Regions from separate parts of the Homo sapiens genome. Here region 2 is linked to region 1. Evidence: chromatin loops called from intact Hi-C (ENCODE). Cell type or tissue: transverse colon. All regions are shown on one strand. Region 1 overlaps ZFYVE28 (zinc finger FYVE-type containing 28). Region 2 overlaps ZFYVE28 (zinc finger FYVE-type containing 28).

Evidence for each region. Hi-C counts contacts between places; a loop is a spot of excess contacts. Peaks named below come from ENCODE experiments on the same cell type or tissue, not always from the same donor. Only the 100,000 strongest peaks of a DNase experiment are listed, where the experiment ranks them.
Region 2: a loop joins it to region 1, with 2.5 times the contacts of the local background. A loop is called at or near these places in 7 of 110 quality-filtered maps.

Annotation. Positions count from the first base shown.
Region 1 is chr4:2,331,863-2,336,862 of GRCh38, forward strand. It overlaps ZFYVE28 (zinc finger FYVE-type containing 28), which reads right to left. Exons shown (of 13, transcript NM_020972.3): 6 at 3,843-3,932. Among named protein-coding and RNA genes, the nearest start is that of MXD4, 72 kb to the left of the region's middle. RefSeq lists enhancers at 1-663, 664-1,461, 1,452-1,531, 1,462-2,259, 1,782-1,841 and 1 more. In transverse colon, a CTCF peak has its summit at 1,930; a DNase peak (open chromatin) is centred at 1,759; H3K27ac peaks cover 992 bases.
Region 2 is chr4:2,274,797-2,279,796 of GRCh38, forward strand. All of the region lies in intron 8 of ZFYVE28 (zinc finger FYVE-type containing 28), which reads right to left. Among named protein-coding and RNA genes, the nearest start is that of MXD4, 15 kb to the left of the region's middle. In transverse colon, no CTCF peak of the experiment used is centred here; no DNase peak of the experiment used is centred here.

The sequences.
Region 1 (5,000 bases):
TGCCTCTGCCCCAGGCAGGCCTCCTCTGCCAGCCACAGAACTAGAGTTTTCTGCTTTCTTGTGTCACAGGTGAATAGCAGGCTCTGACCCTCGGGTGGGCTTGGTTCTGCCGCCTCCAGCTGTTGACCCCCAGCGGTGCCTTCGCCACTGGGAGCCCCTCAGAAGGGGACGGGAGCCTGGCCCGCAGCTCATGCTTGGTAAATGTGGCATCACTGTTCTGACACTGTGTGCTGGAGAAGGGACTGGGGCTCTCGGGCAGCAGCACAGTCACGGGCAGGAGCCACAGAGGAGCTCCACCCTCAGCTCCTGCCCCGCTCAGCACCCCTGCCTCCCCTCTGCTCTCAGTGTTCCCTGGGGGTCACCTGGGGGGTCCCAGGATGCCCACTTCACAGAGGCAGGATCCTGCGAGGGTGTGGGCCCAGGAATGCAGGCTAGAGGGGTCTTCATTTCTGCAGAAGTTCCTGCGGCCCCCTGGTCCTTGCTCGAGCCCTGGACTTGCCCCTGAGCATACACCACCTGCACCAACGTGCCCCTGCCTGCCACCTGCACAGCTCCCACCTCTGGGCCGGCTGCCCTGGGGAGCCTCTCCCTCACGCCTTCAGCTCCTGTCCACCCCATGGGGTCCCTGCACTGAGTCCCCCTTCCAGCATCCAGAACATTCCACAGCACTGTGGGTCAGCCCATCTGTCCATCTCCCTGGTACAAGCACAGGGCGAGGTATGCAGTAGGCACTCAATACTTGCTCACTGAATGAACACAGGAAGGAGCAGGTTCTGGGCCCCACCACGGGCAGCTGTGGCCTCTGCCTGTCCGGCTCAAAGCGGTCGCTGTGGATGACGAGGAACAAGACGGGATCCGCTGGTGGTGCAGGGCTGCAGGGCCCCAGTGAGCATCCCAGAGGGGCGGCCTTAGGAACAGCTGCCCACTCAGCACTCACCCGCTCAGCACTCACCCGCCCTGCTCGAGGCTCGCTGCACAGAGGGTTGCAGTGGCAGCCTGGTGCACCCCACGGTTCCTCGTATCCACAGCCTGGCTCTGTGGCTAGATGCCTGCCTCTGTGGGGGCTCACAGCTGGCCACCCCCCTGGACAGGCCTGCTCCCTGGACTCTGGCTTTGGGCTCTTATGCCCTCTCGCCCTTCCTCCCTCCTTCAATCCAAGCCCCCTTCACCTCCTGGGGGTCCCTCACTCCCTTTCCAGGCTCTCCCACTGTCCTGAGCCCGAGGGGACCCCACGCCAGTGCCTCCAGGAGGGGACCCGCGGGACAAAGCCTCTGCCAACAGAAGCTCCAGCCTCCCTCCCCAACCTCCCTCCCTTGGCCTCCCCCGCAGCACTGGCCTCCCCTGCTGCCCTTCCCTGACCCCCCCTGCTGCCCTTCCCTGACCCCCCACACTCCCCCACCTCCCTCCCCAAGCTGCCCCCCCACCTCCCTCCTCTGGCCTCCCCTACCCTGATCCCCCAGCCCCCGCCTCCCCTTGCCTCCCAGGATGAAAGCCTAGGACAGAAGGAGGAGCAGAGGTTTGGCCACCAGCAGGTGGACTGAGGTCGGCAAGCAGGACACAGATGATACTGGTTGGGGGAAGTGGCTGCTGTTCTGCGGTCGCCTGTACTCGGGCAAACACGGGCAGCAGACTCAGTGTGAAAGTCCCGAAACACAGTATGCCTGGGGTGCGGCCTGCGGGGAGGGTCACCTGGGGTCACCTGCACACTCCAGGCCCGACCTTTAAGAGGAAGTCCAGCCAGGGCTCACCGGCTCATTGACACGGGCATGAGTGGGCGGGTGGCTTGGTGCCACACCTCAAAGCACTCGCGGAGAACTTTTTACAAGGACAGCAGAGCTGTTCATTTGCTGTGAGTGCCCTTGGGACAAGGAGACACCTGTACCTGAGGCAAAGGCTCACAGCGCCCTGCGCCCTGGTGGAAACAAGGCCGGCTCGCAGGATCTTTGCTGTTCTGTTTTTTAAACAAAGAGAAGAATAAGGACCAAAACTGCCTGTCATTTTCTTCAAGTGAGTTTGGCCACAGAGAGACACTTGTCTAGAAAAGAAAAACAATGTCACCAAATCCTGTGGCCCATGGGAAGGGGCGCTCTGTGCTCTGGGGTGGCCTCTCCCCGCCAGGACACTTCCCTCCAAGCCACCTTGTCGCTGGCCACTGGGGACACCCTGCCCTCCAGCCCTGAGGTCTTCAGGTGAAAGGAAGTTCCCTGAGTCTAACGGCAGGAGGATTTCCGAGCCTCCCTCTGGCGCGATGTGAGGCTCACTCTCTCTGGTTTGCTAACTTTGTGAAAGACGCAACCTCTGCGAGGACACGGGAAGGACGGCGCAGGAAACAGGCCAGGCCCTGAGCTATTGGAGGGGACTCTGGGGAGCCAGGGCCCAGCAGATAGAGACCACGCTGGAGCCCTCCCGGAGGAGGTGGCACCAGGACCTAGGGGAGTGAGCGGCCTGGCCCAGGGGTGTCCAGACTGGCCCCGGCAGCAGCCCCCATTGCTCCCCACTCCAACAAGGGGTGTTCGGCGCATCCTGGGGTTAAGCACTTCTGTCCCCTGCAGGCCCCGCCGCTGGCCCTAGCCCACTGCACTGCCACCGCCCCGCGTGCTCCCACCTCTGCACCCCCATTTCCCACGGGAGGGGTATCCATGCTCAACCCCAGTGCACTGCCACGTGTGCCTGTGCCCCGGGGTCCCCTGGGGCTCCTCAGCATGGCCTCAGTGAGGTCTCTCCAGCCTGAGCCTGGACCAGTCGTGGCCTCTGTGCCCACCCCCCACTCCCCGACCACTTCACTGACATCCACATCTCCACGGGCATCTCTCTCAAGGGCTCCCCATCCCCTACTCTGCCCAGTCCCACACCTGCTGGCCGCTGCCCACTGGACCCTCCCCCTTCCCCCTCCCCTTCCCCCTCCCCACTTCCGCCTCCCCTCTTCCCCCTCCCCTCTTCCCCCTCCCCTCTTCCCCCTCCCCTCTTCCCCCTCCCCTCTTCCCCCTCCCCACTTCCGCCTCCCCCCCAGCTGCAAGCTCCACTAAGCTCTCTGTGGTCCACTCACTCCTCCGCCCCCGTGACCATCCGCCTGGCAGGGGCATGGGGAATCCCCGTCTGGAGTCAGGGTGTGGATGAGCAGCCTGACCCCTGGGCTCTAACCTTGGCCCCAGACAGCTCAGAGACGCTAAGCAGGTGACCCCGCGCATCCTGCCTCGGTGGATTTCAGGCCTGAGCTTCCATGTGCTGTGTTCACGTCCTTGAGCCCCACAGGACCCTACAGGCTGCCTTGAGTTCCCTGCTCTCCCAGACGGCCCCGCTGGCAGGAAAGGTTCCACACAGGTATTCCATCAGCCAGACCAACTGCCCCCACCTGCCCTTCAACCCAATGTGCTTCACCTCCCTGCCAGCCCCCAAATTATTCAAACAAGCCAATCACAGCCTCCTGAGGGACCCGGGGGGCAGCTCGTCCTCTTGTTACCACCAAGTCTGCCTCCCACAGCCCCTGCGTGGCCACTCTGTTCCGAGCATGACCCCTGTGTGACCCTCATGGTCTCCTGTGACTAATGAGCTCACCTGTGGATCTCACCTGTCCAGTGGCAGGTGGCAGGTGTTAGGCCACCTTGCCCTATCTAGGGTGACAGAGCCTCCCTCACCAGCAAGGTGAACAGGGGGCACTCAGGACACGTGGTCCCCTGGTCTGCTGAGGGCTGACAGCAGGCCTGCCTGTCACTGATCGGGACAGCTGAGCGGCCACCGTGAGGTGGAGACGCCATGGACCGGCACCCGCACGGGACCTGGCACCATCAGCCCTGCCCGTCCCGCAGGTTTCTGCAGAGGTCCTGGGCACAGGAGGCACTCACCACACGATGGCCAGCCTGGGGATGCTGAACATGAGGGCCGGCTCGTAGTCATCAATCATGTCCTGAGTCAGGTACCCGAAGTCCAGGGCCCTGTCCGGGGAGACGGACAGTGAGCAGCATGAGGGCTGGCCCACCACAGCCACAGGTTGGACCCCAGCAGGGACAGGCAGTGCGCTCAATCTGTACCTGCAGCCACGCGTGGTGGCCACGTCAAGAGGTGACACATGCCACCCCCAGTCCTCATATGTGCAAGGGGCTGGGACTGCAGGAAAAGGCCACACACTTCCCTAAATGCCCTGGCAGGTGGCTCCAGCTTGACCTTCCCATCTGCCAGTCCCCACCTCTGCCCCAGGAGGCAGGGGCAGGGAGGATGTGTGAGGACAGCTATGATGCCCAGCAAAGACAGTAAGGCAACCCAGAGGACGGCTCTGCTCAGCCAGGAGACCGAAACAACTCCGGTGTCAAGAATGAACACGGAACAAAAATACTGCCCCAAACAATTCAACACTTCCCTGAGAAACCAGCTTCCTTTCTCCTCCCCGGGGCTTGTGGAGGGCTTTTCCTGCACCTCGTGAGCAGGCCTGCTGGCATCGTGACTTTTCAAAATAAAAGGAATTTCCCGTCATCTTATTTTCTGATAATTTGAAATATCTCTCAAAGCACAAAGAGTAAAAATTTGCTTTTTAAAAATAACAAACATACAATGTGATAATAGTCAATTTCAAATCTTCCAAACACCATAGTACCACTTGAACAAGAGAAACATCAAGGTTACATCTTAACCCCAAAGTCCATTGAGAAAACCAGACTCCAAATTACTGTACAAAGCCTGATAAGAATATTGATGGCTTCCCCCTGCCCCCCCCACTCCCTAAAAAAGAAACACTTGTTCAACAGACTTAAAACTCAGCAAAAACTCATTCCTGGACTGGGGAGGTGGGGAGTGAGGATTGAGGAGTGAGGATGTGAGGATTGAGGAGGTGAGGAGTGAGAATGTGAGAAATAAGGAGCTAAGGAGTAAGGAGGTGAGGAGTAAGGAGGTGAGGAATGATGAGGTGAGGAGTGAGGAGGTGAGGAGGTGAGGAGTGAGGAGATGAGGAGGTGAGGAGGTGTGGATTGAGGAGGTGAGGAGTGAGGAGGTGAGGAGTGAGAAGGTGA
Region 2 (5,000 bases), 57 kb before region 1:
GCCCATGTGACCACGGAGGCTGAGACCGGAGACGCGGCCCCAACCCAAGGAACACCTGGAGTCCCCAGAAGCTGGGAGAGGCGAGAGGAGCCTGCCCTGGAGCCTGCAGACGGAGTGAGGTTCTGCCAGAGTTTGCACTTCGGGCCTCCGACTGCGAGACAGTTTCCAGGGCTTAGGCCAGTTTGCGGGGACAGCAGCCTCAAGAAACGAATACAGGATCCCCCCGCCCCCACCTACACTTCCCTGCCTGGAGTCAGAACAGGGCCCGGGACCTCCAGGGGCCTCTGCACAAGACCCCACAGGCCTCGCTGGCCTCCCTGGGCATCGGTTCTGACTTCCAGACCTCAGGCTCTGTCCGTGGATGCCCTTGGAGGCTGAGGGACCCTCCGTGCATGGGGTCTCCATCTTCCCAGCAGCTGCGTCCTCAGCTTTCATCAGATTTGCTACTCAGGGGTTCCACGGTGACCCTATAAATCGTTCACAGCTGGGCCTGTACTAACTCCGGAGGTTCACCTCGCCCAACTCTAGGGGTGCACCCACTGGCCCTCTCATTTTAAACTAATTTATCTCCTATCTTTTTGTCCCATTTTCTGGGAAATTTCCCCCAACTCGTTCTTCTAATTTTACTCTTGACGTTTAAATTTCTGCTATCAAGTTTTAAATTTACTGCTGTTACTGTCGTTTCATGGATGCAAAATCTTTTCTCTACCTAGAAATATTCGTGATAATTTTTTTCAGTTGCCACTGGCATCCTGCACGGCCTCTTTTGGAGGGCTTGGCTCATTTATTTGGCCGTGTCTCATGCCGAGCCTTGCCCCAAATGTTCGGGGATCCTCGTCGACCTGTGCAAAAATAAGAACAGTGTGGGTGCAACCACAGGAGCCTTCACCTTGCTGGTGGGAGCGTCAGCTGGTGCAACCACTTCGGAAAAAATGTTCGCACCGTTTCAGTAAAGCCAGGGCTGTCTACACTCTGGAGCCCGGTGGCCTCTGTTGCCGGCATACACTGGAAACGCGCATCTGCGTCTGTCTGCAGAGATGCAGGGTCTTAGACGCGGTGCTGGGGATTCCAGTGAAACGCTGGGCAGGATCCCAAGTCCGCCAGCAATGGAATGGAAGACCCACCGTGATCTAATCGCCCACCAGCAGAGGCCACGGAGGCGGAGGCGAGCCAGCCACAGCCCCGCCAACGCGCACGAATCCCACGTGGCGTGAGTCTTTTCACAGACCGTGGGAAACATGCACAACTGCCTGGTATCTAATTTAGGGACACAGCCTCGTGACGTAAACCCTGCAGAAGCACAGAGGCGTGGCGCACGTGAGAATTCAGGGCAGCGGGCTGCGGCAGAGCGGGGGAGGAGGCTGGAAGCGTCCCTGGAGCTGCACGGGGCCCCCTCCCTCATGGCAATGTGCTAACATAGCTGAATATTTGCCGGAACGTGGGAGCACGGTAGGAGGCTTAGGGGGCCTGGGCCCATGGGACGGGATCCTCTGCTGGGACCCCAACAATGCTCCGTGGCTCTCCCCTCCCAGGTGGTCAGGGTTCCACAGATGAAGCCCCTACCTTCAGCTTGGGGGTGTGGGCCTTGCTGCCCTCTGCCCTGGGAGCTGAATAAGGGAGGGGCCTTCACTGTCCAGGATGTCAGCTTCCACTCGGTACCCCCAGCCTCATCAGAGCCTTACCCAAAGGAACTGAAATTTGGGACTCGGACAGATACTTGCACGCCCACGTTCATAGCGGCCAAGAGACGGCAGCAACTCAGGTGTCTGTTGGCAGAGGCGTGGATAAACCAAATGTGGTCCACCCATACAACAGAATATTATTCAGCCTTAAAAAGGAAGGAAATTCGGATCTAGGCTACAGCCACGGATGAATGTTGGCAAGATCATGCTGAGTGAAACAACCCAGCTACCAAAGGATGCGTCCTGCTTGAGTCTCCGACACGAGGTCCTGAGAGCCGTCACGTTCATACAGATGGAAGGTAGAACGGTGGGCGCCAGGGTGGGCAGAGGGCGGGGAGTCGGGGGGAGTGAGTGATGGGGAAACAGTTTCAGTTTGGGAAGATGAGGACGTTGCGGAGATGATGTTGGTGACAGTTGCACGGCACTGAGTGTGTTCAATGCCACGAAATTGTACGCTTAGGAAGGGCTAAATAGTAAACTTTATGCTACATATATTTTACAAAAATTAAAAATATAAAAAAAAAAGAATTGGGGCAGGGAGAGAGCAGAGGCAAGGGAACGGAGGCGGCAAGTACATGGCAGAAGGCCGGATTGGCGTGGCGCCCGACACAGAAGGCTCAGGGGTATTATTGCCCAAAACCACTGAACTGTGTGATTTAGAAAGGTGAATTTTGTGGTATGTATGTTACATATCAATAAAGGCTTTTTTTTAAAGATCACGCCGGGCGTGGTGGCTCATGCCTGTAATCCTAGCACTTTGGGAGGCCGAGGCAGGCGGACTGCCTGAGTTCAGGAGTTCGAGACCAGCCTGGGCAACACGGTGAAACCCCGTCTCTAATAAAATACAAAAAATTAGCCGGGCGTGGCGGCGTGTGCCTGTAGTCCCAGCTACTCGGGAGGCTGAGGCAGGAGAATTGCTTGAACCCGGGAGGCGGAGGTTGCACTGAGCTGAGATCGTGCCACTGCACTCCAGCCTGGGTGACAGAGTGAGACACCATCTCAAAAAAATATAAATAAATAAAATAAAAATTAAAAAAAAGATCATTTGTGTTTAGATATGGTAGCAATAAACTGAAAGTGAAATGAAGAAAACAATCCTTAGCCCTTTACAATAGCATAAAAAAGATTAAAATACTTAGAATAAATTTAACAAAAGAAGTACAAGAATCATACACTGAAAACAACAAAACATTGTTGAAAAATATTAGAAGACCTACATAAATGGGAAGACATCTCGTGTTCACAGGTCGGAAGACAATATTGTTGAGACGGCATGACTCCCCAAATCGATCTACAGATTCAATGCAATCCATACGAAAGTGCCAACTGCCTTTTTTTCTTGCAAAAATGGACAATATGATCCTAAAATTAATGTGGGAGTGACTCGAGGGACCCAGAATAGCCAAAAGAAAAAAAACAAGTTGGAGGACTCACACTTGTGATTTGCAATGTGGCATGAAAGAGCAGGAATCAAGACTGTGCAGCAGCAGCATAGGACCGACATACAGACCAATGAGACCGAGAGTCCGCAAAGAAACCCATATGCTTATGGGCAGTGGATTCTCAGCAAGGGTGCCAAGACCAACCAGGAAAGAATAGTCTTTTCAACAAATGCTGCCGGAAAACCGGAGACACACATGCAAAAGGATGAAGCTGAACTCTGACCTTATACCACATACAAAAATTCACTCGAAATGAATCATATATCTAGATGTCAGAGCTACAACTCAAAGATTCTCTCTTTTTTTTTTTTTTTTTTTGAGATGGTGTCTCACATGGCTTACCGCAGCTTTGACTTCCCTGGGCTCAAGTGAGCCTCCCATCTCAGCCTCCTGAGTAGCTGGGACCACAGGCGTGCACCACACTGCCCGGCTAATTTTTGCATTTTTAGCGGAGATGGGGTTTCACCACGTTGCCCAGGCTGGTCTTGAACTCCTGGACTCAAGTGATCCACCCACCTCAGCCTCCCAAAGTGCTGGGATTACAGGCGTGAGCCACGGCGCCCAGGCTTAAAATTCTTAAAAGAAAACATTGGAGTAAATCTTTGTGGCGTTAGGCTAGGCCACAGTTTCCTAGACATGACACCTAAAGCATGGGCAACAAAAGAGAAAACAGATAACTGGACTTCATCAAACTGAAGACTTTCTGCTTCATAGGACACCACCAAGAAAGTGAAGAGAAAACCCACAGAATAATTTTTGCAAATCATGTGTCTGATAAGGACATAGTATCTGCAATATAGAAAGAATTTTTACAATCCAACAACAAAAAGACCAAAAAAAAAAACACTACTGAACAAATGGAAAACGGATTTGAATAGACATTTTTCCAAAGAAGATATACAAATGGCTAATAAACACATGAACAGATGCCCAACATCACTGTCAGTCAGGAAATGCCAAAAAAATTACAATTAAATACCATTTTATCTATTAGGACGATTAGAATGTTCCCCCCCCCCTCAAAAAAAAAAAACCCAGAAAATATGAAGTTGTGGTGAGGAAGGTGAGGATGTGAAGGAACTGGAATCCTCCTCTCTTCCTTATGGAAAAATAAAATGGCACAGACACTTTGGAAAACAGTTGAATGGATAGACAAAATGTCTATCTATATAATGGAATAAGTTTTCAGCCACAGAAAGGAACGCAGCACTTATACATGCTACTGTGTGGATGAACACTGAACACATCATATTGTCATCCCAGCCCTGTGGGAGGCCGAGGCGAGAGGATCACTTGACATCAGGAGCTCGAGACCAGCCTGGCCAACTTGGTGAAACCCCGTCTCTACTGAAAATACAAAAATTAGCTGGGTGTGGTGGCGCATGCCTGTAATCCCAGCTACCCGGGAAGCTGAGCAGGAGAATTGCTTGAACCCAGGAGGCAGAGGTTGCAGTGAGCCAAGATCGTGCCATTGCACTCTAGCCTGAAGACAGAGCGAGACTCCGTCTAAAAAAACAAAAACAAAAACACACCCATCGTGCTGAGTGAAAGAAGCCAGTCACAAAAGATCACAAACTGGCCGGGTGCAGTGGCTCACACCTGTAATCCCAGCACTTTGGGAGGCCAAGGTGGGCGGATCACGAGGTCAGGAGATCGAGACCATCCTGGCTAACACGATGAAACCCTGTCTCTACTAAAAATACAAAAAAAATTAGCCAGGCATGGTGGCGGGCGCCTGTAGTCCCAGCTACTCAGGAGGCTGAGGCAGAAGAATGGCGTGAACCCGGGAGGCGGAGCTTGCAGTGAGCCGAGATCATGCCACTGCACTCCAGCCTGACAACAGAGTGAGACTCCTTCAAAAAAAAAAAAAAAAATC